2 separate regions of the Homo sapiens genome follow, and region 1 is linked to region 2. A link is a loop called in an ENCODE intact Hi-C map of the cell type or tissue named here. Cell type or tissue: left ventricle myocardium inferior. All regions are shown on one strand. Each heading gives the region's core, and the rest is flanking DNA. Links, peaks and the distances in the headings are about the cores only.

Region 1 (15,431 bases), core at 5,415-10,414, 98 kb before region 2:
ATTTTTCCCTCCACCTAAATTCTGTCATTGATGTTTGGTTATATATACCTATGCATCTTCCCATCCCTCTCTTAATCAATCTATTTTACTTTCTGATCCATTTCGAAGTCAGTTGCAACCATCAGTACACTTTACCCCTAAATGCTGCAATGCTTTACAGTATTTTATATGCAAAATTTACATACTGTGAAATACAGAAAATGTATACCACTCAATAAGCTCTAGCAAATACATACACCTGTATAACAAGTACCTCCATCAAGATACTGAACATTACTATCAACTCCAAAATTTCATGCCCCTTCCTGGTAAATCCCTGCTGCAATCCCTTCTGTTCTGATATATTTTCATCATAAATTGGTTTTACCTGTTCAAGAACTTCATAGAAATGGAAACATACAGTAGGTATTTGTTTGTATAAGGGTTTTTATGCAGCATAAAAGTTTGGGGGATTCATCTATGTTGTTGCATGAATGTGTAGTTTGTTCTTTGGCATAGCTGGCAAGTATTCCACTTAGGAATCCCATAGTTCATCCACTCTCACTTTTGGCTAGTTTAAATAAAGCTGTTGTAAATACTCCTATAAGACTTTTGTAGATGTATTTTTTTATTTCTCTTTGGAAAATATCTAGAAGTAAAATTGTAGGTTCCAGAGTAGGTTTATATTTAGCTTTATAAGAAATTTCCAGGCTTTTATCCATAGTGGCTGCACAATTGTACACACTCACTAAAAATTTAAAAGTTCCAGTTGCTCCACATCCTGACCAATATTTGCTGCTGGTCTTTTTAAATTTAGCCATTCTAGTGGATGTCTCTCATCTTGGTTTAATTTGCATTCCCTTGATAATTAATAATATTGAGCATTTTTTGTTTATCTTCCTTTGCAAAGTACTTGACAGTCTTTGGCCTCTTTTTTATTGAATTGTCTTTTTGTTATTGAGATTTAGAGTGCTATATATTCTGGATACTAACCCTTTGTCATATATGTATATTCTGTAAATTTCTTAACAATGCCTTCTGATTAGCTCAAGTTCAACTTTAAGTCTAGTTTATTAGGTTTTGGTTTTTTTTTTTTTTTTTTTTGACAGCTATCATTCTATCACCCAGGCTAGAGTGCAGTGATATGATCACGGCTCGCTGCAGCCTCAATCTCATGGGCTCAAGTGATCCTCCCACCTCAGCCTCCTGAGTAGCTGGGACTACAGGTATACACCACCACGCCCAGCTAATTTTTTGTATTTTTGGTAGAGATGTGGGTTTCAGTCATGTTGCTCAGGCTGGTCTTGAACTCCAGGGCTAAAGAGATCCACCTGCCTAGGCCTCCCAAAGTGCTGCGATTACAGGCATGAGCCATTGTGCCTGACCTAGTTTATCAATTTTTATCACTTTCTGTGACCTAAGACACTTTCACCTACCCACTACATTGCAAAGATATTCTCCTATGTTTTCTTTCAGATGCATTATAATTTTGGCTTTTATTTTTAGGTTTGTGAACCATCTCAAAATAGTTTTTGTGAATGGTGTGAGGTAGGGGTTGATGCTTCAGTTATTCCAGCACCATTTTCTACAAATATTTTCCTCTCTCTATTGGGCTGCTTTGGCACATATATTGGAAATCAGTCCATTGTGTAAGTGTGGGTCTATTGCCAGGCTCTCAATCCTGTTCCATTGATCTGCTTGTCTCCTTATGAAGGGGTCACAAAGTTTTGATTGCTGTAGTTTTGTAGTAAGTTATGAAGCCAGATAGTATAATTCCTTCAACACTGTTCTTCTTTTTCAAGGTTGCTGAAGATATCCTAGCTCTAGCTCATTTAAAATAAATTTTTAGAATTAGGATGTCTTCTTGCAGAATAAATAAAACAGCCTGGTGGGCTTTATAAGGGATTACACTGACTTTATAGATCAATCTGGAAACAACAGACATCTCAACATTATTGAGAAATTTCTAATCAATAAGCATGGCATCTCTTTCTAGATATTTAGCTTGTCTTTCATTAGTTTCAGCAATGTGTTATAGTGCTTGGCGTAGAGGTTTTGCATGCATTTTGAGAGCTTGTTTGGAGGTTCTAGCAGGGGAGCACAGCTACTCATATACTCTTCACTGAAGATAGTTCCTCCTCTATATCAGGGGTGGTTGTCCTCTTCGACCAAGCATGCAGCTTCAGGAAGGATACACACGAAGCAGTAAGGGAGGTAGGGGACACCCGCCTGGCCATCCAGATCAGCCAAATCAACCTTGGTGATCAATGGGGTGACAGATGTCACAGCCAGGTCACCCTCACATCTTTGCATGCATTTTGTTAAAGGTATTCCTAAGTATTTTGTGTTTCATCGTGACATTGTAAGTGGAAGTTTAAAAATTATTTTTCCACTTCTTTGTACTAGCATCTAAAAATACATTTGAATTTGCATATCAACAATATATCCTGCATTCTTGCCAAATTCATTTAGTATTCCTCATAGGTGTTTTGTAGAGTCATTAGGACATACTGTGCAATCAACCATATCATCGGCAAGCAGACAGTTTTATTGCTTCTTTTTCGATCTATATTTCTTTTATTTCATTTTCTTCTCCTATTGCGCTAGCTATGACCTCCAACACAATGATAATTAAAAGAGCTGAGAGTGGGCATCCTTGTCTAGTTATAAATCTTAGGGAGAAAACATCCAGTATTTCCCTATTAAGTGTAATGTTAGTTGTAGATTTTCCATATATTCACTTAACAGATTGAAATTCCTTACCATTGCACCTTTGCTTCAAGTTTTTATTATAAATAGATGTTCCCTTTTGTCAAATAATTTTTCTATATTATTTAAACTATCCTATATTTTGTCTCCTCTATTGTGTGGTTCTGGTGAATTACACAGGTTAATCTTTAAGCATTTAAAGATTTGCATTCCATTTGCATTCCAGGGATAAATCCCAATTTTATGCATTGCTACATTCCATTTCATATTTTCTTAAGATATCTATTTTTAAAACTTATTTTTTTAATCAAGTTTATGATGGCTACATAAAATGACATGTTCTTACCTCCTCTATTTTCTGAAAGACTTTGCATATTAGTGTTGTTTCTTCCTTAAATGTTTGCTAGAATTTACTAGTGAAACCAATTAGGCCACAAGTACCTTTTAACAATCTTGCAAACCAAGAACTGTGTAAGATATTTTATTATCGTTATTATTTACAACAACACTTCAAATTACATAAAACCTATAAAACCTACTTTAAACAGTCAAAATTTAGGGTTGAGAGAAATTAAATAACTTACCCAAGGACATGCAGCTATATGTCATGTATAAACATCAGGTATGTTTAGCTCTAAAGTTTTTACTCTACCACAGAATGCCATGGTAGATTTGAAGTTGTACAGATAAATATCACTTCAAAACTCCCTTAATACATGGCACTCATAAAGTGAGCAAGCATCTCTACTGTTCACTAGTTGCTTTTTCAAGATAAGAAAGTTATTTTTTTAATGTATTAGAACCAAAATCCAACTTTAGACATGCCACCAATCTCATTCTTAAAAAGAAGAAGGCACATTAGATAGTGAAGTTAGTTACATTTAATATCAACCATAGATCAGGACTCCTTCACTCCAGCCCATTTTTGTTTCAACATTTATGTAACTGTGTTTACTAAGAACCTACAAGTATGTTAAATAAGTTACAGGCTATGCTTATTTCTTCACTAGTAGTTCTTCATCATATACAAGGCATGAGAAGTTTCTTCAAATAAATTAGATAGTGGAGTGCCAATTAACAAATAAAAGAACCCTATAAAGCAAGTCACATTGGTGCAGCATAATTACCCAAAAAAGATGTAACATTTTTATTTTATCTGATGCTGAAAACAAGTAAACAACATAGATCTTTATGGTTCCCTGGTAAGCCAAAAGAGGCAAATCATATGTATTTCTCGAGATGAAATATTTCATTGTGTAATGGGTTTAGATCATGAGTCAAAAATAAAATAAACACCAATCATATCAGGCATATGGACAATCTGTGCATTGACTGTTATGTATGAATACAGTGTGAGAAAGAGGATAAAGGCACATAATCCCAACATATGTTTTCTAATGCTATTTCCTTCATTTGAACTTACCAATAGAGCAAAAAGGAGTGAGGTAGCTAGGTAGTCACTCAGTTTTTCTCTTAGCAAATAAACTCTATCCATCCATTTTTCTCAATCGTCTTAACAGTGTGAATAAAGATTGTTTCCAGGTTCTTAGAATACAGAGCTAGGGAAAAAATTAAGTTGACAGGGTTCAGTTTTGACAGTGTATCCAGCTGTTTATAGCTTTTCATTTTTTCCATAAACCTAATTGGTATCAGTATATGTAAAGTTTCTAACACTTCCAGCTAGGGAACACTTCACAGAAGAAAAATGCTTTCCTTGGAGTTTACAAATGCCATTTGGTCTAATTTTTCAGCAAGGGTTTGTCTAGTTAGATTATGAGATTTTTCCTGGAGAGCAACAGCAAGAGAATGTCCCTCATGCTGTCAGAGAAAGAGAGTTATATTTTTGTTCCTTGGAAGAAACATATAATGTAATGGGCAAAAAGTCAAGTGGGTGGGGAGCCATTAGCCCATATAAACCTCCAGAGAAATCTCTAAGAAAAAGGCATTGTAAATAACACACTCCACTAGCATATTTGCTTTTAAAAAAACATGTCCGAGAAAGCAGATGCAGGTTGGGTCTTATGGGACAGGACTCATGCTGTCCTACCCAGACAGCAAGAGTTACTTAGGGAAAACTAAGTGTGAAACACTGGTAAGACTAACTGTAAAAATTGAGCCCGGAAGGTCAAAGGTAGGATTAATGGTGGGACTACAAAGATGTAAGTTAGGAGCTGGTTCAGAGAAAGAGAACAGGAACAAAGAAAGAGCATCTCATAAGATTTCTGCAAGTCTTTCTACACCTGAATTTCTCATCTACCAGATGGGCATGTCTATGGTAGCGTCAGAATGGCTTAAAAAGCTAAAAAGCAAGACATAGGCCAAAATTTAATTCTGAACTATCAACTCTGAGTTGGAAACCCAATATCCTGCCATATTATTGTATCAGTACACACTTACTGAACAGTTCAACAGAAGACCTTTGTGTTTTTTTCTTTCTATAAATGATCTCCGTTTTAGGTGAATCTGATTTTTTAAAATCTACATTTTTAAAACTGCTGAATTTTAAGCTAATAATGTCCCACTGATGCCACAAGGACTCACTAGGGGATCGCATTATGTTTTAAACCCATTAGGTGCTTAATACGACTTGATCTGTAAAATGCTTTTCAGGTTATCCATTCATCATGCACATGGATATTTACTTAGTGTGGTGATTAAAGGGAGGAACTCCAGAGTCAGGCTGTTTGGGCTCAAATCCCAGCTTTACCAGTTACTGGCTGTATAACCTTGGGCAAGTTATGAAACCTTTTTGGAATCAGTTTCTTTCACTGCACAATGAGGAAAAGAGCAATACCTATCTCATATGATTGTAAGAATTAAATAAGTTCTACATAAAGCATTTTTAAAAGTGCCCTAGCCAGAGGAGGTCACGTCTAGCCAGAGGAATTACTTCTTGTTGCTGTTATACTATGTGACTATAAATAATACTGACTTTTTTTCCCTTTTCACTGGATTCAAAATGTTCTCTTTCAAGAAATTCCATAAAATCAGGTTTTCCCTTCTATTTTAACATCTGCCAAACTCTCTTCTTAAAGAAATTGAAATTACTTGGCTTATGGTCAAATTTAATGAAGACTGAATCTATAAATCTACAAAGACTTAGAAAGGGATTTATAAAATAGTAACTTATAACTCAATTACTATTTTAATGGCCTGGTTGTGCCTGAAAGTAATTAACTGAGCAAGATTTGAGTATGTGTGTACCTCAAAGATACCCATGACTGATCCTGTGGTGGAATCAGATGTAGTTAGAGAAACTGTGGTAACTCAAATTTTCCCAGCTCTGATCATCGCCTCCTTCATTAGATCCTATGGCCAGTTTTCTGTGTCAGGGTCCCCGTGAACACCACTGGACACTCCCACAATGGCATGGGACCCCCTCCGGGTGATAAAGCCAAAACGGCAGTGTCTGGCAAAGTGAGGAAAGGTGCTGCTGCTTTTACTGCTGTTACAGGCCGTTGGAGTAGCCCTGCTGTAGTGCTACAAGTTTCTCAAAAATTTTAGTCAAATGGCTCTGTAGCATTTTATTTATTTTATTTATGCCCTGCTGTTTGCCAACTCTCAAACTCTATGTTGTCTTATATTTTAATTTCTTTTTCCTTTTTTTTTTTTTTTTTTTTTTTTTTTGGAGACAGGTTCTCACTCTGTCACCCAGGCTGGAGTACAGCGGTATGATCATGGCTCACTGCAGCCTCGACCTCCAAGGCTCAAGCTATCCTCCCACCTCAGCCTCCCATGTAGCTAGGATTACAGGCACATGCCACCACGCCTGGCTAATTTTTTTAAAAAGTTTTTTTGTAGAGACTGGGCATGGTGGCTCATGCCAGTAGTCCCAGCATTTTGGGAGGCTGAGGTGGGAGGATCACTTGAGCCCAGGAGTTCCAGACCAGCCTGGGTAACATTATGAGACCCTGTCTCCACAGAAAAAATTAATTTTTAAAAAAATTATTTGGGCATGGTGGCATGTGCCTGTAGTCTGGGCTACTTGTGAGCCTTGACGGGAGGATTGCCTGAGCCCAGGAAGTCTAGGTGGCAGTGAGACATGATCGTGCCACTGCACTCCAACCTGGGTGACAGAGCAAGAACCTTTCTCAAAGAATAGAAAAAAGAATTTAATTTCTTAGAATTTCAATTCTATTAAAAATCATTTAACATATAGGTGTTTTGCAGTTTATATAAACAGTTTCTTATGCAAATTCCAGATAATTCTGTATTGGGGGGATCAGTTATAGATTAGTAAATGTACACATATGTATTTAAATTGTGCAAAATGAATATTACTAAGCTTTATTTGCAGGTTGGGCCTTCAGTGGCCACCACCTCTGAGTCCTGTTTCACATTGAAAACAACCGATAGAGCACACAGAAGATTCTCCCTGAAGGGGGAGAAGGTGCAATCCGTGCAGTTCTAAAGTCTTGCCAAATGACTCTAGAGCCAGTTATTGAGCTGGGGGTGAGGGTGAGAGAATCACTAGTGAGCTGATTTTGCAATTTTTATATTTGTAACCAGTTACCTAGTAAGCACATGAGAAATTTAGGCCAGGCACGGTAGCTCACGCCTATAATCCCAGCACTTTGGGAGGCCGAGGCAGGTGGATCACCTGAGGTCACAAGTTTGAGATCAGCTTGGCCAACATGGTGAAACCCCGTCTCTACTAAAAATACAAAAAAATTAGCCGGGCATGGTGGGCACCTGTAATCCCAGCTCCTTGGGAAGCTGAGGCAGGAAAATTGCTTGAACCCAGGAGGTGGAGGTTGCAGTGAGCCAAGATCATACCATTGCACTCCAGCCTGGGTGGCAGAGTGAAACTCCATCTCAAAAAAAAAAAAAAAAAAAAAAAGAAACTTAAACAAAGACAAGAAAAGAAAACTCTATTGAATATTAGAAGTCCTCCTTATATCATACTTTGCTGTTCATCATTGTTGAGTAACTGGAAGACAGCAATAATAATAATCTCAGTGCTTGTAAAGTGGTCCATACCTGTAATCTCTTTCAAAGAAAAAGTAAATTAGTTTCACAAATTAGCTTAAAGATTATTGCTGGGTTATTAGTGTTGCTACTGTTTTTACAAAAGGCCATTCATCAGGGAAGGCCAAATTCTGAGCCTTCTCCAATCCTGTAGATCTCTGCCAAGAGCCACATGTGGCCACGGAGTGAGGGTTTGACATGTGACTAGTCTACATTGCAAAATACACACCAGAATTCAGACTTCGTACAAGATATGGAATGTAAAATATCTCGGTAATTTTATATTGATGACGTACTGAAATATTTTGGTTTAAACGAAACATTATTAAAATTAATTTCCCTTGTTTCTTTTTGCATTTTTTATGTGGCTCCTAGAAGTTTTAAACTTCTTGATATGGTTTGCACTTGAGACCCATGTTACATTTCTCTTGGACTGCACTGGGCTAGCCCAGTCAGAGAAAAAAGTAGAGAAGAGTAAGCAGAACTCACAACAATCATTACAGGGAACACAGTCCTTGTCCTGGATATTCCATTCCTCAAAGTGATATGGGAACTTTGATATGAAGAAACTATGAATGGCTAACTTTCTTTCTAATAGACAAGTCTTTTAAAAGCATCAACTTATTAAATTACATCTACGGCTTTGAGGTGGTAACAGATGAATTGTGTAAATAGGGCATTACACATAAAAATTATCAATAGATGGTAGACTGTTTGGGGTGTGTTTTGGCTGACAAGTGATACAGACAAAATAATTACGCACTCATAGCCACAATTCAAAACCACTTGGCAAATGGTCTAGTTTAGTGGTTGGCAAACTGTGGCATGGGAACCAAATCCAGCCTGACACCTGTTTTATAAAAAATAAAGTTTTATTGGAACACAGCCGTAGCCTTTCACTTCCATATTGTCTATGGCTGCTTCTGTACTAAAATAGCAGAGTTGAGTAGTTGTGAAAGAGATCATATAGCCTGTAAAGCCTAAAATATTTACTATCTGGACCTTTACATAAAAAGGTTTCTGATGCCTGGTCCATGGTTAACACTAAAGTAAGAGTGGTTCTTTTAAGTCGGATCACGTCTTTGCTCTGCTCAAACTTCGTGACTGTCTTCCCAGCTTAGAGTGAACAAGGAAAAACAGTCAGACCTCATAGCAATCAGCTTCTGGCGCTTCCTGCCCTGCCCCAGGGGGTCTCCTTGCTGGTCCTAGAATATGCCAAACAAGCACGTACTTCAAAGTCTTTCTCCTTATGGCTCCCAGGTCCCCTCCTTCACCTCCTTCAGGTCCTTGTGCAAGTATCAGTGATTGCTGTATACAAAATAGCTGCCTCCTCCCCTTTGCTGCTTTGTATTTCTCTGTAGCACTGATCAGTAACTGGCCTACCATAAAATTCACTTCTCTGTTTACTCTTTTTCCTCCAACTAAACTCCACCAGAACAGGCATTTTTGTCTGTTTTGCTTGCTGCTGTATCCTTAGCACCTAGAAGGATATCTGGCCCCCAAAATACATGAAAGAGTGAGTAGGCAGTTCACTGTTTCTCTAACCGCATATGAGCTAGAAAAAATGCAGGCAAGATATGGTTCCTACCCTAAGTGATAAGAAATATAATCAAATAATTTTAAAAAAATGTCTGGACATAGAAGATCAGACACATGGAGATAAATGCATGCCCTCTCTCCCTTCCTTCCTGCCCATCCCTATGCATCCATTCATCAATCCAATCATCCACCTGCCCAGCAAGAGAAACATTTATTGTATTAGGAGAAGCATGATGGTCTGAGGAAAGCAGTCAGCTCCAGCCATAATTAATGTTGAAAGGCTTTTTGGAAAAGTGTTGTGCACAATGGGGGCAAAACCACTGTCCAAGCAGGGATACTGAAGAAAGACATTTCCGCAGTTATGATGGCTTAGACCATTGGTCTTCAAACTTTATTCAAAAGCTATTTTTTCTATAAGAAATCTTATCGAACTCCAATATATAAATAGAAGTCTTTGATAAAGTCTTCTTTTCCTGAGGAACCCAGAGAGATGTTAACTTCCCCTTCTCTGACCCCTGTTCTCCATGGCATCAGAGGCAACTGTGTCCTTAACACTCCTTAGAACACAGTTTGAAAATGAACAATTTCTAGAAATGAGACTTCAGAGTTTTCATCGTTTTCATAATTCCAAAAACTTATTAAAAGCTAGAAAAACTTAGAAAACCAAAAAATAGGAATCTGGCTTGGTAAAATTAAGACTATGCCCCATCATAGATGTCACAGGAGATGTAATAGACATATAACGAGACATGCGTTCTCGGGTCCACTCCTAGCTCTGCCTTAATCATTTGTCGTATTATTATTATTATTATTATTATTATTATTATTAAATGGCAGCCAAGGTAAATGAAAATGTAGACATCAGCAGCAGTAACCTGATAAAGATCAAGACTCTAACGCTGCTGACAGAGCAGACACACAGCTGGGCATGAAAACGAGCTCTTATTGCAGCTCTGACTGTACGGACTGCTCTCAGAACAACCCTTTTACAATTTTCTTTCCCCTTCTTCATATCCTATTGCTAATATCTGGACATATGCTTCTGGGAAAACAGAAAGGTCTGCTTTTCTGTTAAATATTTTAGTTGCTTATCAGCCTAGGCAACTGTTTGAACTCACCTGAAAAGTTAAGTGATAAATCACTGTCATTTATTACCACCAATCAGAAAAAAAAAATCATGCAATTTATCAACATCATACTATAAATACTGAGATAGGAACTTTCATGTAGTACAGGAACATGTTTACACAAAGTGTTGGAGTCTTACGTTGTATTGATTGCTTTAAACAAAGAAATATTTCATGTGTGTATGTTTGTGTGAATATATACACATATATATATTCTACATTTATACTGTACCTGAACAAATACTTCTATTTTTCTTTTTCTAAAAAGTAAAACTAAAATTAAATTTGTCTCCGTGCCTCTTACTGTCTGCAACAAACGACTCTTAACCACCAGAGGCAATACCATAATATTCAAGAAAATACCTTCACCTTGGGCTTTGACATCAGCAAAGTGTTTAAAGATTAATTACCTGAAAGCTTAGGGTAATTTTACTGGATCAAATAGATAAAGTTATTTTTCTCTCTTAAGTATACATTTTAAGGTTAGGCGCAGTGGCTCACACCTGTAATCCTAGCACTTTTGGGAGACTGAGGCAGGTGGATCACATCAGCCCAGGAGCCTGGGCAACATGGCAAAACCCCACCTCTACAAAAAAAAACCCCAAAATTATCTGGGAGTAGTGGTGCATGCCTGTAGTCCCATCTACTTGCTTCCCTGAGGTAGGAGGATAGCTTGGGCCCGGGAGACGGAGGTTGCAGTGAGCTGAGATCATGCCGCTGCACTTGGGCCTAGGCAATACAGCGAGACTCTGCCTCAAAAAAAAACCCAAAAGTGTACATTTTAAATATGATAAAAATATAAATATTATAGCATAACAGGCCAACTATAAATACTCAGCCACAATGGAGTCTTTGTCCTGCTACTACTCTATCTACAGCCTCATTTCTTTTTTTTTTTTTTTTTTTTTTTTGAGATGGAGTCTCGCTTTTTTGCCCAGGCTGGAGTGCAGTGGCGCGATCTCGGCTCACTCTGCAGCCTCATTTCTAACCCTGGAAACACTATTCAGATAGCTTTATTCTAAATATCAAGTAATACACATTTACATTTTCAGGACTAGTTCACACAAGAAATAAAACTTTTCATTGATGAGAAACTGACCGATATAATTCTCAGTGGTACAATATTTCTTCATGAATTTTCTTGAGCCAAAATATACTGACAGCCACATTTCAAAATTGAAGAAGAATTTTAGGATGAAAACAGATATAGTAAGTAGGGCCAATTATTGTTCCCTTTGAATGAAGTTGTTAAACTTTGTATATTTTTGTAGAGAGCTTTCAAAACAGAAGTAGTGCTGTGACCAGTCAACTCAATTAAGGCCTGCTCTGACGCCAGGTTAAGAATCCAAAGAATACATGGTTCTCCCGTTCCACATCCAGATAGCCTTTAAACAAGTCATAGAAATTAGCACTCAGGAAAAAAAGTTTAATAGTATAAACAACTGCACTCTGCTTTCCAATTCAAGTCCTAACCCAACAAAAGCCACATTTAGATTTCTTACCATCTAAGAACAGGTGGCCTTAATTAATTTATTAATTAAATAATAAAACCAATACCACCTTGCCTCTAGACAATATATAATGATGTATATATAATATACATCGAACTACACTCCAGGAAACAATCCCATGTGGTCATAGAACTGAGCAGAAAATGTATAGAAAATATTCAGACACAAGTTGGACTTGTTATATTTATATACCTGTAGTATTGGACAATCAGACTGAAGAAGTTGGAGAAGGAGAAGAGGGAAAGGAAGAAGAGCAGAAGGAGAAAACAAACAATATCTTTTGCACATAAGTATATTATGATTTTTATATCAATAGCAATGAATGATAAAAAGCAACATAATCATAATTAAATAATCCAAACTAAAATGATGAAATTCTACTTTTTACAAATAAGCTACTCAGTGGTTTTATTTTTTCTTATTGTGAGTTAAATTTTGGTAAATTTGGTCTTGTGCTTGATGGTGAATGGCACTCTAAAAGGAATATAGACATATATCTCCACAGCAAATAGTCTTCATCCAACAATTTGACTCTCTATATCTCTTCATAAATAAAAAATCCAAAATATGGAAAAAAGATATTGTAAAAAAAGTCTGTCTCAACTAACAACAACAACAACATATATTCTTTGGCGTAAGACTCCATATTGCATAATTTGACATGTTTTATTCTTATTTTCTGATGTTGTCTTTTTTTTACAACTAGACCGTAAACTCCTTGAGGGCCACAACTGCATGTTTTTCATCTCTCTGTGTCTTGCTGCTGGTCGGTACTCATTATTTGTAATGTATAAGTCAAATCAGATAGCCAATCAGCAACTGAGATAGTTTTCCTAAGTGGTCAAATTATGACACTGCAGGGTAATTCTAGCTGTCTCTTCAAATACCCATAGGAATTTTGAATTTACAATGTAGATCTTTATAACAGATCAATTCCTGGCAATGTGCTAGTGTTTTATACCAGTGTTTTAATGTACTTCAGCACACATGTCAAAAAAATAAGGGAATCAAGAATGAGCTCTTAGAAATAAAAATTATTTTCAGTTCTGGGATACATGAGCAGGATGTGCAGGTTTCTTACACTGGTAAATGTGTGCCATGGTGGTTTACTGCACCTATCAACCCATCACCTAGGTATTAAGCCCAGCATGCACTAGCTATTTTTCCTGATGTTCTAACTCCCCCCATCCCCACCCTGACAGACCCCAGCGTGTGTTGTTCGCCTCCCTGTGTCCATGTGTTTTCATTGTTCAGCTCTCACTTACAATTGAGAACATACGGTGTTTCATTTTCTGTTCTTGCATTAGTTTGCTGAGGATAATGGCTTCCAGCTCTATCCATGTCCCTGCAAAGGACATGATCTCATTCCTTTTTACGGCTGCATAGTATTCCACGGTGTATGTGTCCACATTTTCTTTATCCAGTCTATCATTGATGGGCATTTGGGTTGATTCCATGTCTTTGCTATTGTGAACAGTGGTGCAATGAACATACACATGTATGTATTTTCATAATAGAATGATTTCTATTCCTTTGTATATATACCCACTAGTGAGTTTCCCAGCTCAAATGGTAAGAAATCAAAATTTCGATTGCTGAAAAATATTAGTGAAAGGATTAGAAGATAGAGTCAAAATCTTCCAGATCATAAGGACAAAGACAGGAAGATGAAAAATATGAAGGACAGAGAAGAGACGCAGAGGCTCAAATCAGAGGACGCAACATCTGACTGATAGGAGTCCCATTAAGAAAGACCAGAGAAAACCTTGGGAAAACATATCAAAACAATGCGAGAAAATGTCTCAGGGCCAAAGGGAGGCGTAGTTTCCAGATTTCTCTAAGTACCAATCAGGATTAATAAGACCCAAACATCATTATGAAATCTGAGAACACCGAGATTAAAAGCAATCCTAAAAGTTTAATGACAGAAAACAACATTGACTCTAGACAGAGAATTCCTTTTTTTAAGGCTTGTATTTCTTCTCCCAGCAAGAAAAAACAAAGATCAAAAACTTGAGAGTTAACAAATTGTGCAAGAAGGTCAAGTTTGAAGCAAACTAACTGTTGTATGGTTTCAATCAGCGATAAAATTAAATAAAGAATCTTCATTTGGCCTCTTGCATTTGACCCCTTTCATAGAGAGATACAGGGGTCAAGAAATTGGAAAAGTATGTAATCAGAGCATCCCAACTGGCCCTTTGTTGAAAAGTATTTGCATATATAGCATAAACACTGCTTACTGGCTTTCAATTTTTAGTATCAAGCTGAACAGGAACCATGAGAGATTTCATAATGGTTACAGAACAGCATTGCTAACAACCTTAGAAATAGGAAGTAAATATACAGTTTATATATGTTGGAAAGTAGAATGGTGCAGAGAGCTAAAGAAAAGAATACAGTGCCTGTATCTTCAGCTCATGAAGTAGATTTTTAAATATACCACGTAAAATTACCCAAGAAAACCAGAAGGAGAGCTTTTTAAAAAGTAGTATCATTAAAAATTTCTGTTGAGGAAAATTATAAGACACAGAGACATTCCTCTTGATTGAGACTGTTGTTGAGATTGCTTTACATTTGATGCAAAGTCCGTATATTAGTAATGAACAATTAAAGATCAAGAAAAAGCACATGTGCATATTAGTCTAGTTTACAGAAGGCATTTCTAGAAACTCACATGAAGCACCACTTAGGGACACATTGTGCAAGAAACAGAAAATGTGTCATTTAATTTATAGGCCAGATAAGATCATGTTCATTCTGACATTGTACCCCACAAGTGACTTTGGAGGCTTATGAAGGCATATTTTGGCATGAGTTCATCTTTAGAGTGCCTCTGTGCTTAACATGTACTTTCTCATTTCAAATGGAGAGGAAACTGGCTGATGTAATGACCCTGCCAGAGAGGCCTCCTCAAAATGCTGGCTTTGTTGGGATGGGAACAAGTCCCAAACACTTGGTACTTGTCTGGTCAACTGAAAGAGCTGGTAACACCATTTCTTTTGAAATTCCTTTGTTCTTCAATATAAAATGTTCTTCCTCTGCTTCCATCAGCCTACACTTTTGCAGGACTTTTCTTCCAAATATTCAGGCCACGTTATTCATATATTTTGATTGTCCTTGCATGAAGAAATGATTTTGCAACTACATGAAAAGTGGAAAGGCCAGCACCATTGATCTCATTTTTTAAATGGACAAAAAGGTACAAAGTTAGTGACATTATCACCATAAAGTAGCACCAGAATTCCTGTTTTCCGACTTCCTAAAGAGCTTCTTTTTGAGCAACAGCAAAGTTATCTCATGGCACTTTAAAGATGTTGCTGTAGAAGTTCAAAAATTCAAGCCAGAATAGTGATCATACAACCCACAGCAAATAGTCATGGTGGGTTTCCAGTCCTTAGCTAGTTTAATTCAACATGTTTGAAAAATAAAATGAAAAACTTGAGCTCCAAATGTAAATGTAAATGTAAATATTTATATATGGAGATATATATCTCCAAACACATATGCTTTCCCTAAGTTTACCTCAAAAGAAAACTAGTTATTTTTAAAATTAACATTAAAAATGAAGGCCCTTTGCATTGACTCTGAACACAGAAAG
Region 2 (15,431 bases), core at 5,750-10,749:
CAGGTCAATCATTCTTTGTGTGATCATCACTGAAAAAAGAATCTGATTTGTCTGGAAGCATAAGCAAACCTTAACATTAACTCTACCAAGAGAAAGAAAGGCAGAGTTAGACAGTTCTCTCACTGTCTAACTCTGTAATCTTGAGCGAATCATTCCTTATAAGATAATAATAAAAAAAAAAACTAGTCCCTCACTGATGACTAGTTTTCTTATTTATACAGGTTGAGTACCCCTTATCTGAAATGCTTGGGAACAGAAGTGTTCCAGATTTGGGATATTTTTAGATTTCAGAATATTTGCATTACCGGTTAAGCATCCCTAATGTAAAAATCCAAAATCCGAAATGCTCCAACGATCATTTCCTTTGAACTTTAGGTCAGCATTTAAAGAGTTTCAGGTTTTGGAGCATTTCAGATTTCAGGTTTTAGAATCAGGGATTCTAACATTATCTGACATTATCTTTAAGATCTCTTCTAACATAAATATCTGCAATCAAAGGATATTACTACTTTAACAACGGCTAAACCCTCAATTTTTATTTTAAAATCATTTTATGGATTGTGTATATTATTTGTCTTCATCTTTGATTGGCTTCAAGTATCAGAAAGAACACCTGTACCTCTATGGAGAATCATTGAACTCTAATAAGGTACATGAAAGATGCTGAGATAAATGGAGAGACAGTAAAAGCTCCTAGATGGAATAACTTACCAAAAATATGTTAGTTCTTCAATTTTCATTTATAAATTCAATAACATTCAAATCAAAATTCAGTTGTAGTTGAGGAACTGATTCGATTGTATTTATTTCAAAATTTATATATGGCCAGACACGGTAGCTCACGCCTGTAACCCCAGCACTTTGGGAGGCCAAGACAGGCAGATTACTTGAGGTCAGGACTTCAAGAACAGCCCAGCCAATACAGCGAAACCCCGTCTCTACTAAAAATACAAAAATTAGCCAGGCATAGTGGTGCGCGCCTGTAGTCCCAGCTACTCGGGAAGCTGAGGCAGGAGAATTACTTGAACCAGGGAGGCGAAGGTTGCAGTGAGCCAAGATCGCACCACTGCACTCCAGCCTGGGCAAAAGAGTGAGACTCAGTCTCAAAAAAAAAAAAAAAAAAAAAAAAATCACATAGAAAAGAAAAGTTCACAGATACCTAAATCCACTATGAAAAAGAAGAACAATAAGTAGGACTTACTCTACCAGATAGTAAAATATATTACCAAGCCATAGTAACAAAACAGCATAAACTTTAGTTAAAGAACAGAAAAACCAATGGAGCATATCAGAGAGCGGAAGGGCAACACCAGCTTAAATAAACAGAATCACCATATGAAAAATTAATGGATTGCTACCTGCTACCACATACATATATGGACTTCAGATAGATTAAAGACCTAAATGTGGAAGATAAAACTATAAAACTGATATGAATAGATAATTTTTGTATTAGAAGAAGAGGGAATATTTTGCAAAGCCCCCAGAGTAAAATGCTGATAAACTAAATTACATCAAAATTAAAGACTTCTGTTCAATAAAAAGTATAAGAGACAAAAGTTAACAGAAACGTGACAGGCTAGGAGAATACATGTAATGTCTAAAGCCAGCCAGGGACTATCTGGACTATACAACGAATGCCTATAAATCAATAGGAAAAGTAAAAAATTTCCAGTAGATAAATGTGCAATGAATTTGAAGGGGAATTTACAGATGAGAAAAATCCAAGAAAATCAAGCACATGAAGACATAATCAAATCCAACAATAATCAGATAAAAACAAAACAAAACAAAAAATATATCATTTTACACTCACTAGACAGAAATAGGGAAAATTAGAAAGCTTAATAATGCTAAGTACTGGTGGGAATGTGGGAATAAGCATTCATACTGCTGGTGGGTGCTTTGACTGGTGAATCATTCCGGAGGTAATCAGTATACTTTTTGAAATTATACTGTATACAGTATCTGAGCTGGGTACCTATGCCCTCTGGCTCAGCAAGTCTACTATTAGGCTAGAACCCAAATAAATTCCCCTTGGTACTTTCCAGTAAGGGATGTATCTGAGGCTTTTCACAGTAGTTGTGTTCATGGTGAGGTGAGATGGAGACAATATAGGGGTCCATCCCTGGGAGAGAACAGAAGTAAAATGTATTCTAGACGCACTTCAACAACTATGGGCATTTGGATGCAATGGATTAGATGTACACATAGCAATATCCATGGACCTTAAAATAGAATACTGAGTGGAGAAAATACAAAGAAACAAAATAAGATATATAACTCATATTCACATAAATTAAAATGCAGTTACAATAAATTCCAAATATGAAACTATGTGAAATTTATAAGAACACATCCACTGGCAAGGGCATGCATTTTGAATGACTGAGTTTTCAAATGACTAGGAATGAGGATGAAGGAGAATGTACGCCTGCCAGCGTGTACCCATACGCAAATCAATAGAGACCTATGAGATTGTGTGTGTCTATGTGTACGGATCTATGTATCAAACAAGAGTTTTACAAAATACACATATTCTTATTCCATATAATGCACTCTGTTTACATTTCCTGTTTCCTTTTTTATTTTTTAAGGCTGATCTCTGTCCACACAATTGATTGCATAACCTAGCAATGCGTTACAACTTTACTTTTTAAAACACTGATGTAGACAATAATAAAGGCATTACAGTGAGTTCCTTGAAGAAGAAGAAGAATAGTGCCATAAAACTAAGAATTGTAAGCAAGAGCCCGAGCACAGGCAGCCGACTTGAGAAAAAGCTCTCTCTTGTGCTCCTTCTCCCAAAGATTCACATTCTCAGGGAATTACCGGGAGTCTGGGTCGGCTCCTCATCACGTGATTCTGACCTCAACAGCACTTCCGGACGGTGAACTTTTCACCCTTACTTAGCCCTGGCCTGTCAGACTGAGGCCGCAACTAAAGCAGGAAATGATATGCTACTTGCTTTAGCAGAAGGGATATTTTAAAACATAAAGGAACATTTCTAAGCGTTCCTTAAACACATTCAAACGGGATGTAAATATATAAAAATATGATCCTTCTCTTTTGAAATGGAAAGTTGGAAGATACAAAAAAGGCAGAAATGCTAAGGACCAAAATAATAAAATAGAAAAAACTTGAAAACAGGAGTAGGTCGCCCAGATTTCAAGGGAGCAGGAAACTAAATATGTGTAGGAGGAGATGCTGTATAAGATAGAAAAGTCAATGGGCTGTTTCCAATTTTCAGTTCAGTAAATAAAAATTAAAAGCAAACAAAACTTTCTATTTCAAATGAACCAAATATCGTCTTGTGAGGGCAGCTTTAGGTCCTCTTCCTACCAGAAGCTCTTACCAGAAAACATTTCTTGGCCAATACAGAACATAGCAAATTTTAAGTATTTAAACAGGACTACACACTTCTGAGCTAAATAGGGGTAGATGTTCCTGGGCTAACTGAGGTGCAGCAAAAAGTGGGGTGCAGAACTCTGTTTCTACCTTTGCGGCTGTGCTCAAGTGGAGAGATGAGAAGGAGTGACCAGTTTTAGACGCAGAGCACCAGGTCTGCAAACGGAGGGAGGCAGCAGCCCTGGACACGATGTTCCCTGAAGGGCAGCGTTTGTACAGGGATACTCAAGAGCCAGCCGTATCAGCCTGAGTTTGAAGCAGGCATCTACCTAGGGCTATCATCAACTGCTTGTAAAACAGAACTAAGTTGGAAGAGGTTATATAAAAGAAAACAAACAAAAAACTAAAAAGAACTACATTTCCTAGAATTCATATAACAAAAGGCAGAAGAAATATAATCTATACACAGAGAGGAGTGGCTTTTGGTCTATAGGCCAGAAAAAAAGGTGCAGATAAAGTGGGTGACCAGGGAGCAAAACAAGCAGGGGGCTACAGGAACCATGAAGTTGTTTTAGCATATTTACCAGTTAGTGGTCCTGAAATGATAGGTGTCCACAAAGTACACATGCTATGTTAAAGATAATGGCCAGCTCTTTTCAATTTTTGATGAAAACATAGCAAGAGAACAGTTATTCCAAAAGCCATCATTTATTGAAAAGGCTCTTGACAATACACAATTGCTAATCCTTATGCCAACTCTGCAAGGTAAGTGATAGCACCTTTTACAAATGAAGAAACAGACCATCATCGACGCTAAGAAAGCTCCCCTGTGTTGCATAGCAATAAGAGGCAGAGCCAAGATTTGAGCCTAAGGGTTTCTGATTTCAAAATATCTTTCTGTTCAGCATACTGACACTCAAAAAGTATATGTAGGTGAAAATTGATTAAGCAAGACATCAAAAAGAATTTCCTCCACTTAAAAACGCTAAAATGGGTTAAGCATTGAAGGGGTAAATTACCAATGTCAATTTCCTGGTTTTAATAATGGTACTGTGGATATTAAAGATAGTAGTATCATGGGGAAGCTGGGTGAAGGGTACATGAAAACTCTGTAAGTTTTGCACCTCCTTGCAGCCTAAGATTCCTTTAAACTTAAAAGTATCTTTTGTAAGTAAGGGAACAGACATTTTGGAAAGTTATACAGCATCTTTCTCCTTTGGATACATATATTTAAAAAAAAAAAAAAAAAGCTAATTCTTGGCCAGGCGCGGTGGCTCACGCCTGTAATCCCAGCACTTTGGGAGGTCGAGGCAGGCGGATCACGAGGTCAGGAGATTGAGACCATCCTGGCTAACACGGTGAGACCCCGTCTCTACTAAAAATACAAAAAATTAGCTGGGCGTGTTGGCGGGCGCCTGTAGTCCCAGCTACTGGGGAGGCTGAGGCAGGAGAATGGTGTGAACCCGGGAGGCGGAGCTTGCAGTGAGCTGAGATCGCGCTGCTGCACTCCAGCCTGGGCAACAGAGCGAGACTCAGTCTCACAAAAAAAAAAAAAGCTAATTCTCAGTTGTCTGCAGTAACCTAAATACTGCAAGAAATAAAATGATATTGAATACCTTCAACTCTCATTCAATTTTAATAAACTTTCATTAAGTGCATATTAATGAAGTACATGGTACTGTACAATTTCATCTATATAAATTCGTGTGCTCCCACATTCAAGGTTTTCTCATTTTTGTCTTTGTCTACCACGCTGACATACAGGAACCAAGGAAATACAGCTACCAGTAATATCTACAATGAACATCATGAAACTGAAATGCCTACCTGACATTAAAAGAACATTTGATAAGAAAATTTACTTTTTTATCCTAAGAATTACTTTTTTTTAGTAAATATGACAATTTTGAAACAGCAATCATTCATTGAATGTTTTCTATCTGTCACTAAATTCACTTACTATCAGCACTATAGAGTAAAAATGGATCTTCTCATTTTATAAATAAGGAAAGATAGACTCTTAAAGTTTACTTTGCCAAAGTCATGCCACTATTAAGTGGCAAAATGAGGATTCAAACTCAGATCTCTAAACACGACACACCTTCCACTATCTCTGGCCCTCCACACTTTCATTCCTACGCTTAAAAGGCATCTATTATATCCTTTACCAACCAAACCTTCATGGCAAAATATCCTTTCTAAGTACATTTACACATTTTTTAAAAATTCTCAATATTCCTTCCTGGCTCCTATTTAAAGTTAAAGTTTGTTACTGAAGCTGAAGAAAAATCTTACAAGAATGAAAGAAATGCAAGTGGTATTCCAAGTAACAATATGTGCATGCTCCAGTGGGAAACATGAGAAGAGCATCTGCCAAATTCATTTTGGCCCCATTTGATACTATCTCACTGATCTGGGTCCAACTTACATTTGTTTCTCTCTTTCTTTCCCTCCCCTATTTCCTCGTTGTTCCAGAAGCATATAAAAACCATAGAAAAGAAGCTGGATAGAATTTCCAAGAATACACTGAAAACACTGTCAAATAAGAGAATGGCTATCTAGTCCAAGCATAACTTCATTTCAATTAAGAAAAATCTAAAATGCTAAAACAAATCTTTCTGGCATCAGGAAAAAAAAAAGAAACAACATTATCTAAATGTTGATTATAAAAACCAATAGGTTTGTGGGGAGAAATTCTTAAAAGAACTAATTAAATATGCCTTTTAATCTGTACTTACGCATAGGGCACTATAATTTAGTATGAGTCAGCCTTCAAGCCGGATGTACTTTTTAATTCAAACTTATATTTAAAGTCTTTAATTATGTTTAATTCCACTTCCAGCTTTTGTTACCCGGCACTGATCCCTATCTGTTCAACCCTGATGTAAATGAATCTCAGATTTTTGATACTTACAGTGAAACACATCATTTTTGAAGATCCATAAACTTTACCGTTCTTGACTTCTATCTGCATGTGAAATCTTTAAAGTCTAATCTATGGAACTGGTATTTTCTTTTTTAAAAGAAACAGTTCTCAATCAGTCAAGCTTTTAAAAAATCAAAGTAAAAATGGCTAATTGATTTATACTTTTAAAATCACCCAGGCATTTTCCCCCTATGGTGATATTTTATAGCATCCCTATTTCTTTCCTTCCAACTTCTTGGTGAATTAAAGGACAGTACTGTATTAGTACAACAGTAAAGAAAAAATAACTTCATAAAAAGTCAAACACGGGTGGGTGCGGTGGCTCATGCCTGTAATCCCAGCACTTTGGGAGGCCAAGGCAGGCAGATCACCTGAGGTCGGGAGTTTGAGACCAGCCTGACCAACATGGAGAAACCCCATCTCTACCAAAAATACAAAATTGGCCGGGCATGGTGGCACATGCTTGTAATCCCAGCTACTTGGGAGGCTGAGGCAGGAGAATCGCTTGAACCTGGGAGGCAGAGGTTGCGGTGAGCCGAGATTGCACCATTGCACTCCAGCCTGAGCAACAAACACGAAACTCCATCACAAAATAAAATAAAATAAAAATAAAAAGTCAAACACATAGGCTAAAAAATCCTGTCTTCTCCTTCTAACTAGATATCAACTAACAAACAATACTAATGAATATTTTCATTCTTGTATTTAGGGGCTTAGGTAATAATGCTATGAAGTCTAGTCTATAAGTCTCCCACCATACCACTCCTGACAAAAAGATGAGACTAAATAACTGTGTCAGGCATTGTGTTAACCTAGGAAATACCACAGGAATATTTTGGTACTCTATCTAACAGGTTCATACTCTAATGGAGGAGATAAAGTTAATAGACAATGATAATTCAGTGTGATGATGGATGCTACAAGGACAGGGTGCCTGAGAAATATACAGGGGGGATTAATATGGTTTGGCTGTGTTCCTACCCAAACCTCATCTTGAATTGTAGTTCCCACAATTCCCATGTGTTATGAGAGAGAGCCGGTGGGAGATAATTGAACCATTGGGACAGTTTCCCCCATACTGTTCTCATGGTAGTAAGTCTCAGAAGACCTGATGGTTTTTTATACAGGGAAACCCCTTTTGTTTGGTTCTCTCATTCTCTCTTGACACCGCCATGTAAGAAGTGCCTTTCGCCTTCCACCATGATTGTGAGGCCTCCCCAGCCATATGGAACTGTGAGTCCATCAAACCTCTTTTTCTTTATAAATTACCCAGTCTCAGGTATGTCTTTATCAACAGTGTGAAAATGGACTAATACAGGGACATTTAACACAGCCTGAAGAGAAAGGATTTCAGGGTGTTCAGAACAATTCCCCAAAGGAAGTGATGTCCAAGAGAGACTAGGAAATAAGTAACCACTTTGCATCCACTAGGATGGCTATATTTTAAAAGACTGACAATAATCAGTAATGGGAAGGATATAGAGGAATTGGAAACCTCGTACATTGCTGGTGAGAAGGTAAAAGGGCACAGCCACTTTGGAAGACAGTTTGGCAGTTCCTCAGAATGTTAGGCATAGAATTACCCTATGACCCAGAAATGTCACTCCTAAATATATAACCAAGAGGACCGAAAACATACATCCACACAAAAACTTGGACATGAATGTTCATAGCAGCATTATTCTAAACAGTCAAAAAGTAGAAACAATTCAAATGTCTCTCAACTGATGAATCAATGAACAAAATATGCTGCATTCCAAAATGGAGTATTATTCAGTCATAAAAGAGAATGAAATGGCAATTCATGCTACCACATGTATGAACATGGACAAACCTTGAAAATTTATACTAAGTGAAAAAAGTCAGATACAAAAGGTTACAAATTGTATGATTCCATTTACATAAAATGCCCAAAACAGGCAAATCCTTAGATACAGAAAGTAGATTAGTGGTTTCCAGGGACTAAGAAGAAGAGGAAAATGGGGAGCACCTACTAATGGGTATGGGGTTTCTCACTGAGGTGATGACAAAATTCTGAAATTAGATCATGGAATTTTAGATCATGAAGAGTCATGCAATTTTGTGAATATACTAAAAACCACTGAATTCTACATGTGAAAATGATACATTGTGTGGCATATGAATAATCTTAATTAAAAAAGAGAAAAAATAATAGTGAATATGTGAAAATATTGAACAAAGGCATCAAAAGGAAGAAAAAGAAGGGGGAAGTGACAAAAATGATAGCTGATAAGGAGAAAGGAGAAACTGAGGTGGGCTCCAGCACAAGAAGGAAGACACAGGTTCCAGAGCAGGAAGAGGAGGTAGGTCTCAGAGCAGGAAGCGGGAGGAAGATCCCAGATCAGGAAGGAGGAGGCAGGTTCCAGTGCAGGAAGGAGGAGGCAGGTTCCAGAACAGAAAGGAGAAGGCAGATCCCAGAGTAGCAAAGAGGAGGCAGGTTCCAGAGCAGGAAGGAGAAGGCAGATCCCAGAGTAGGAAGGAGGCGGCAGGTCCCAAAGCAGAAAGGAGGAGGTGGGATCCAGAGCAGGAAGGAGGAGGTAGGTTCCAGCACAGGAAGGAGGAGGCAGGTTCCAAAGCAGGAAGGAGGAGGCAGATCCCAAAGTAGTAAAGAGGAGGTGGGTTCCAGAACAAGAAAGAGGAGGCAGGTTCCAGAGCAGGAAGGAGGAAGCAGTTTCCAAAGCAGGAAGGAGCAAGCAGATCCCAGTGCAGGAAGGAGGAGGAGGTAGATCCTAGAGCAGGAAGGAGAAGACAGGTTCCAGAGCAGAAAAGAGGAGGCAGGTTCCAGAGCAAGAAGAGGGAGTTGGTTCCAGAGCAGAAATGTGAAGGTGGATTTTGGCAGTTTCAGAGCAGGAGGAAGAAGGCAGTTCCCAGCTCAGGAAGGAGGAGGCAGGTTCCAGGGCAGGAAGAAGGAGGAGGCAGTTTTCAGAGCAGGAAGGAGGAGTCAGATCCCAGTGCCAGAAGGAAGAGGCAGGTTCCAGCTCGGGAAGAAGTAGGTGGCTCTAGAACAGGAATACAGAGGCGAGTTTCAGCAGTTTCAGAGCAGGAAGAAGGAGTAGCAGGTTCCAGAGCAGGAAGAAGGAGACAGATTTCAGGGCAAGATGAAGGAGAAGGCAGTTTCCAGAGCAGGAAGGAGGAGCCAGACCCCAGTGCAACATGAAAGAGAAGGCAGGTTCCAGAGCAGGAAGGGAAGGCAGATCCCAGTGCAAGATGAAGGAGAAGGCAGGTTCCAGAGCAGGAAGGAGGAGGCAGACCCCAGTGCAGGAAGGAGGAGGAGGAGGCAGTTTCCAGAGCAGGAAGGAGGAGGCAGATCCCAGTGCAAGATGAAGGAGAAGGCAGTTTCCAGAGCAGGAAAGAGCAGGCAGACCCCAGTGCAGGAAGGAGGAGAAGGCAGATTCCAGAGCAGGGAGGAGGAGGTGGGTTCCAGAGCAGGAAGGAGGAGGCTGGTTCCAGAGCAGGAAGGAGGCGGCAAATCCCAGTGCAAGATGAAGGAGAAGGCAGGTTCCAGAACAAGAAAAGGGAGGTGGTTCCAGAGCAGGAACACGGAGGTAGGTTTTGGCAGTTTCAGAGCAGGAAGGAGGAGAAGGCAGGTTCCAGAGCAGGAAGAAGGAGGCAGGCTGCAGAACAGGAAGAAGGAGGTGGTTCCAAAGCCAGATGAAGGAGGTGCGTTTCAGCAGTTTCAGAGCAGGAAGAAGGAGGTGGTTCAGGAGCAGGGAGGAGGAGGTGGTTCCAGAGCAGGAGAATAAGGAACAAAGTGGGACTGGGATGTGGTTTGCCCTTCACTAGTGACAAAGCACTGAATGTGAGTACAGGTTAATTGTGCAGGCCTGGAGGCAAAATTTGAGGGAGTTGACATCTAAAGCTTCTTTTCTGACTGGCAGTAACTGGCAACCTGGAGGGGTAGGAAATTTGAGGTGAATGGAGGACGTTAAGAACAACCTCTGAAGAATAGGAGACACAGACCGATGAGAAAATAAGCCAGTTATTGGAAGGTTCCCACCATTTAAAAACAACAACAACGTCCATGTTTAACACTACAAAATAATTTACTTAGCCATCAAATGAATAGGAGCATCTGAGAAGAGATTTTCTCCACTGTCCAGTCTCCTGGCTCCAGGCAGCAGGCTTACTGCCTCCTGGTTTTTATAGGAACATTTGCATCTTTTTTGGTACTCTCCTATTCCGTTCCCCAACTGCTCCAGTCCTGCAGTAGACTGTTTCTTAGTTTATTTGTTTTCCTTAGATGTTAAGATTATTTCAACAACTGGGTACTGTAGATATAAAAAATGGATATGAGGCCAGGTGCGGTGGTTCACACCTGTAATCCCAGCAATTTGGGAGGCTGAGGCAGGAGTTTGAGACCAGCCTAGGCAACATGCTGAGAACCCTGTCTCTATTTTAAAAAATGAAAAAACTTAGCTCGATGTGGTGGCATGTTCCTGCCATCCCAGCTCTTTGAGAGGCTGAGGTGAGAGGGTCACTTGAGCCTAGGAGTTTAAGGCCGTGGTGAGCTAGGATCATGCCACTTGCACTGCAGCCTGAGTATCAGAGTGAGACCCTGTCTCCAAAAATAAAATAAAATAAAAATGGATTTGAAGATGCTTATTATAAAGCTTTCCATAACCACAAGAGGAAACGAGCTTTTCTCCTTATTCATTGTATCTTATTTTTCTGGGTTTTTTTGTTGTTTTTTGTTTTTTGTTTTTTTTTTGAAAGAAGTCTCGCCCTTGTCACCCCAGGCTTGAGTGCAATGGCTCGATCTTGGCTCACTGCAACCTCCGCCTCCCGGGTTCAAACGATTCTTCTGCCTCTGCCTCCCAAGTAGCTGGGATTAAGGCGCCTACCACCACGCCCAGCTAATTTTTGTATTTTTTAGTAGAGACAGGGTTTCACCATGTTGGCCAGGCTGGTCTCGAACTCCTGACCTCAGGTGATCTGCCCGCCTGGGCCTCCCAAAGTGCTGGAATTACAGGTGTGAGCCACCGCGCCTGGCCATTTTTCTCTGTTTCTATTAGTATTTCATAATTTTTTCAACATCAAGAAACCAGGATTCTATTTGATATGTTCTAGTTAAGACATGTTAATGATCTTTATTTTCTATGCTTCAGTAATGAGCAATTCACACTTAAATGAATAAAATTAGCTTTTACCTTCAGCTGGTAAAGTTGACCCTCAAGTCTGAGCTGAAGATTTTCTCAGAAACTTTCAAATCAAGATCTAGATCTCCACAGATAAGAATAATGGAGTGACTCCACCAGTAGATTTTACCTACAGAAAAAGCAATAATTTATTAGAACTTTGTATGAAGGAAAGGTGCTGTGTAGTTATTACTGAATCATGTAAACATACCAAGTCTCCAAATAGTACTGAAGTTTTTTATTTCTACTCATTAGGCAAATACATACTAGTTAACATTTTTTGAAAGCTTCCTATGTTGCTGTATGTAACTACATTTGTCTCTTTTTTTTGTTTTGTTTTTGAGATGAAGTCTCGCTCTGTGGCCCAGGCTGGAGTACAGTGGTGTGATCTCAGCTCACTGCAACCTCCTTCTCCCAGGTTCAAGCGATTCTCCTGTCTCAGCCTCCTGAGTAGCTGGGACTACAGGTGCGCACCACCATGCCTAATTAATTTTTATATTTTTAGTAGAGATAGGGTTTTGTCATGTTGGTCAGGCTGGTCTTGAACTCCTGACCTCAAGTGATCTGCCCGCCTTAGCCTGCCAAAGTTCTGGGATTACAAAAATGAGACACCGTGCCTGGCCCATATTTGTTTCTTATCATTGATGTCATTTTGCGGATGAAGAAAATGGAACACAGCTAGTAAATGACAGTCACAATTTATACCCAAGGATTCTGGCTCTAGGTTCTGAGTTCTTAATCACAGAACAACCTTAACACACTGTCTTGACATAGGTCCATATACTCTAGGAAAAAGTTTTAAAACTTAGATGGTATGAGGAATCCTATATGGTTTATTCCCATTTGATTGCTAGTGCTTCTCAAAAATATGTAAATGTCATCTAAAATTCAAAATACTATAGTCAGGGTGAGATAGTGACAAGAGACTGAATCAAGGGTAGACAACCTGGGTATTTGAGACAGAGGACCAAGCAATGGGCTATGTGTTCACGACATATCTGAAACTCTCCTGTGCCTAAAAACTTAGGCTTTTGGGCTAGATGACCAGAAATGTGCTTTTAGTTGTAAAAAAGAAGCATACACTGTGAAACCCCTGACCTCCTCCATCACCAATCTGTTACCTTCTTTCTGAGTAGTCATTCATTACCTATTCTTCTAGGCTTTAGTCGAAATCTCTCTCTTTTCTCTCTCTGCCAACTGGTCTCTTGTTTCACTTTACACTTTGTTAATGCAGGTCTATTCTGGACAATTTAGCATTTCTTAGGATAACAGACAATTCGATTTGTTCATTTGAACCCTTTTAGAAACAAAGCAAAGCATAAAGAAATAAAAATGCATAATGCTCAATATTCCCTAGGTCTTATATATAATAATATAGCATGAGCTTGACTGGAAGCCCTTTCAGGAAAAGGAACAGGCTGGAGAGCCCGGAGCAAGTGGTAGGATGCTGGGTGCACTGTGGACAACACTGATGAGCTGTACATCTCCCTCCTTCAGGGATATCCCATGTTTGCTAACTCAGTGTGCTGCATACATTTACTTACACTTGCAAATAAGTAAACATGTTGAGATTCAATATGTGAACTTGAAACAAGGCCTGCAGTCACTATATTTTCTAGGTATTTCTGCCAAAGTAAACATTTTTCCTTGGATCTTGATTCTCTGATTCTCCAATCTTGTTTTCTTTGTATTTTGCTTTGATCCTGTCTTGTTTCTGCTGTTCTTCTTGAACGTTTAAAATGTGTGCCTTTGCCTGTATAAAGGGTAAAGAAACTCTAAGGTGTGCTTGGGCGTGGAAGCTGGCTTTGCAAATAAGAAAGCATCTTAAAGGATCAGTACACAGTGTTAGTATCCAAAATCAATGGCATTACGGCCTTTCTATCATCAGAGCGTGAGAAAGAATCAAACTTCCAACAAATTGCCATAGGAAATTTCTCTTAGCCAGTTTCTCTAGCCTTTGCTACACAATTTTTTTTTCTTTGCTTTGGAAATGTCCTTTTTATTTATTTTTTCTTTTTTTTAAATTTTACTTTAAGTTCTGGGATACATGTGCTGAACATGCAGGTTTGTCACATAGGTATACATGTGCTATGGTGGTTTGCTGCACCTATCAACCCGTCATCTAGGGTTTTTTTGTTTTTTGTTTTTTGTTTTGAGACAGAGTCTCGCACTGTCACCTGGGCTGAAGTGCAGTGGTGCGGTCTCGGCTCACTGCAACCTCTGCCTCCCAGGTTCAAGCAATTCTCTTGCCTCAGCCTCCCGAATAGCTGGGATTACAGGCGCCCACCACCACGCCCGGTTAATTTTTTGTAACTTTAGTAGAGATGGCATTTCACTATGTTGGCCAAGCTGGTCTCGAACGCCTGACCCCGTGATCCACCCGCCTCCCAAAGTGCTGGAATTACAGGCATGAGCCACTGCACCTGGGCTGTCATCTAGGTTTTAAGCCCTGCATGCATTAGATATTTGTTCTAATGCTCTCCCTCCCCTTTCCCCCAACTCCCTGACAGGCCCCAGTGTGTGATGTTCCCCTCCCTGTGCTACACAAATTATATCCATATTGTAACAGTAACAGCAGCAGCAGCAATAATATATAATGATGATAATAATAACGACATAGCATTTACTCTAAGCCAGTACTCTTCTCAGCACTCTACCGGTATTAATCAGATGGTCTGCACAATAGCCACATGAGATAGGTGCTATGGTTACCTACATTTTATAGATGATGTAAGAAACAGAGAGGTTAGTTCACTTGCTCAAAGCCACACACTGGTAAGTGGTGGAGGCAGGATTTGAGCTCAGGAAGCATGACTCCAGAACACCAACTCATAATCCCATTAATCTAAAATGCCTCATAAATATCTAACAATGGCCTTAAGACACTCCAAGTTTCCAACTGCTTTCCCAGTCAAATCTGAATGAATTTCCGTAATTACACAAATGATATCACACATCCAGAAAAGTCCCTATCTCATAAAACAATATTCTTCTCTGCACAACCACCACAGAAATCCAGAACTAAAAGTCTAATTTAATAATTATACCCCATAGGATTCTTACAAAAATCCAAAATAAAAAAGAATTCAGAAACTATTCCTTTTAACTTTGTAAAATTAAAACTAAAAGCTAAGCCTTCCTGTACAAATTATGTCTTACTTTTTGTGTCAAAAGAATTTCAAGCTTACAGAAATGTTGCACAAGCTGTTCAAAGAACTCTCATGTATCCTTCACTGGGAGACCCCAATTCGAGTTAGGCCAACTTTCCCAGTAATGCTCTTTCTAGTCAAAGGATCCATTTCAGGATCACACTTTCTATTTAGTTGTCATCGCTCTTCCATCTCCTTTGATCTGGAATAGTATCCTTGACCTTCACAACCTTTATATTATGGAAGGCAGCAGGTGAATTATTTTGTAAAACGCCCCTGAACTAGGATTAGAGATATTTTCTCATGAAAAGATCTGAAGATTGCATTGTTTGGAAGAGATGCTGTGTTCTTCTCATTGCATCCCATCAAGTGACATAGAACACTGTGTGTCCCATCACTGCTGATGAGAACTTTGATCACTTGAGTAAGGTTGTGTCTTCCAAGTTTCTCCAGTAAAGCTCCTGTGTTGCCCCTTAAAATGCACAAGGATTTGTGGACAGATACTTTATGATTATATAAAGATTCTGATCCTCATCCAACTTGTATTCATTATTGTTAGCATCCGTTGATGTTTCTTACCTGGATTAATTATTACTATGATGACTGCCAAATGGTAATCTCTCCAATTCCAGAATTCCTTCTGTATATCACACAGCGTTCTATTTTAAGGAAGAACTTTCTCCTCTCCCCACATTTTTATGCATTTATTTATTTATGCAAGTGTAGATTCATGTATTTCTTGTTTAGTGGGATGTAATCTGTAACTATCATTGTCATTCTGGTGCTCAAATTGTTCCAGGTTTCACATGGGTTTAGTGAGAATCCCTTGAAGCTGACTGCTGTGTCCTTGTG

Evidence for each region. Peaks named below come from ENCODE experiments on the same cell type or tissue, not always from the same donor. Only the 100,000 strongest peaks of a DNase experiment are listed, where the experiment ranks them.
Region 1: it touches region 2 in a loop (4-fold over the local background); 1 of 110 quality-filtered maps calls a loop at or near these places.

What each region holds. Positions count from the first base shown.
Region 1 is chr6:22,072,399-22,087,829 of GRCh38, reverse strand. All of the region lies in intron 8 of CASC15 (cancer susceptibility 15), which reads right to left. It also overlaps the pseudogene RN7SKP240. Among named protein-coding and RNA genes, the nearest start is that of NBAT1, 67 kb to the left of the region's middle. In left ventricle myocardium inferior, for the core only: no CTCF peak of the experiment used is centred there; a DNase peak (open chromatin) is centred at 7,825; H3K27ac peaks cover 386 bases.
Region 2 is chr6:21,975,074-21,990,504 of GRCh38, reverse strand. It overlaps CASC15 (cancer susceptibility 15), which reads right to left. Exons shown (of 12, transcript NR_015410.2): 6 at 11,443-11,560. Among named protein-coding and RNA genes, the nearest start is that of NBAT1, 160 kb to the left of the region's middle. In left ventricle myocardium inferior, for the core only: no CTCF peak of the experiment used is centred there; no DNase peak of the experiment used is centred there; H3K27ac peaks cover 1,864 bases.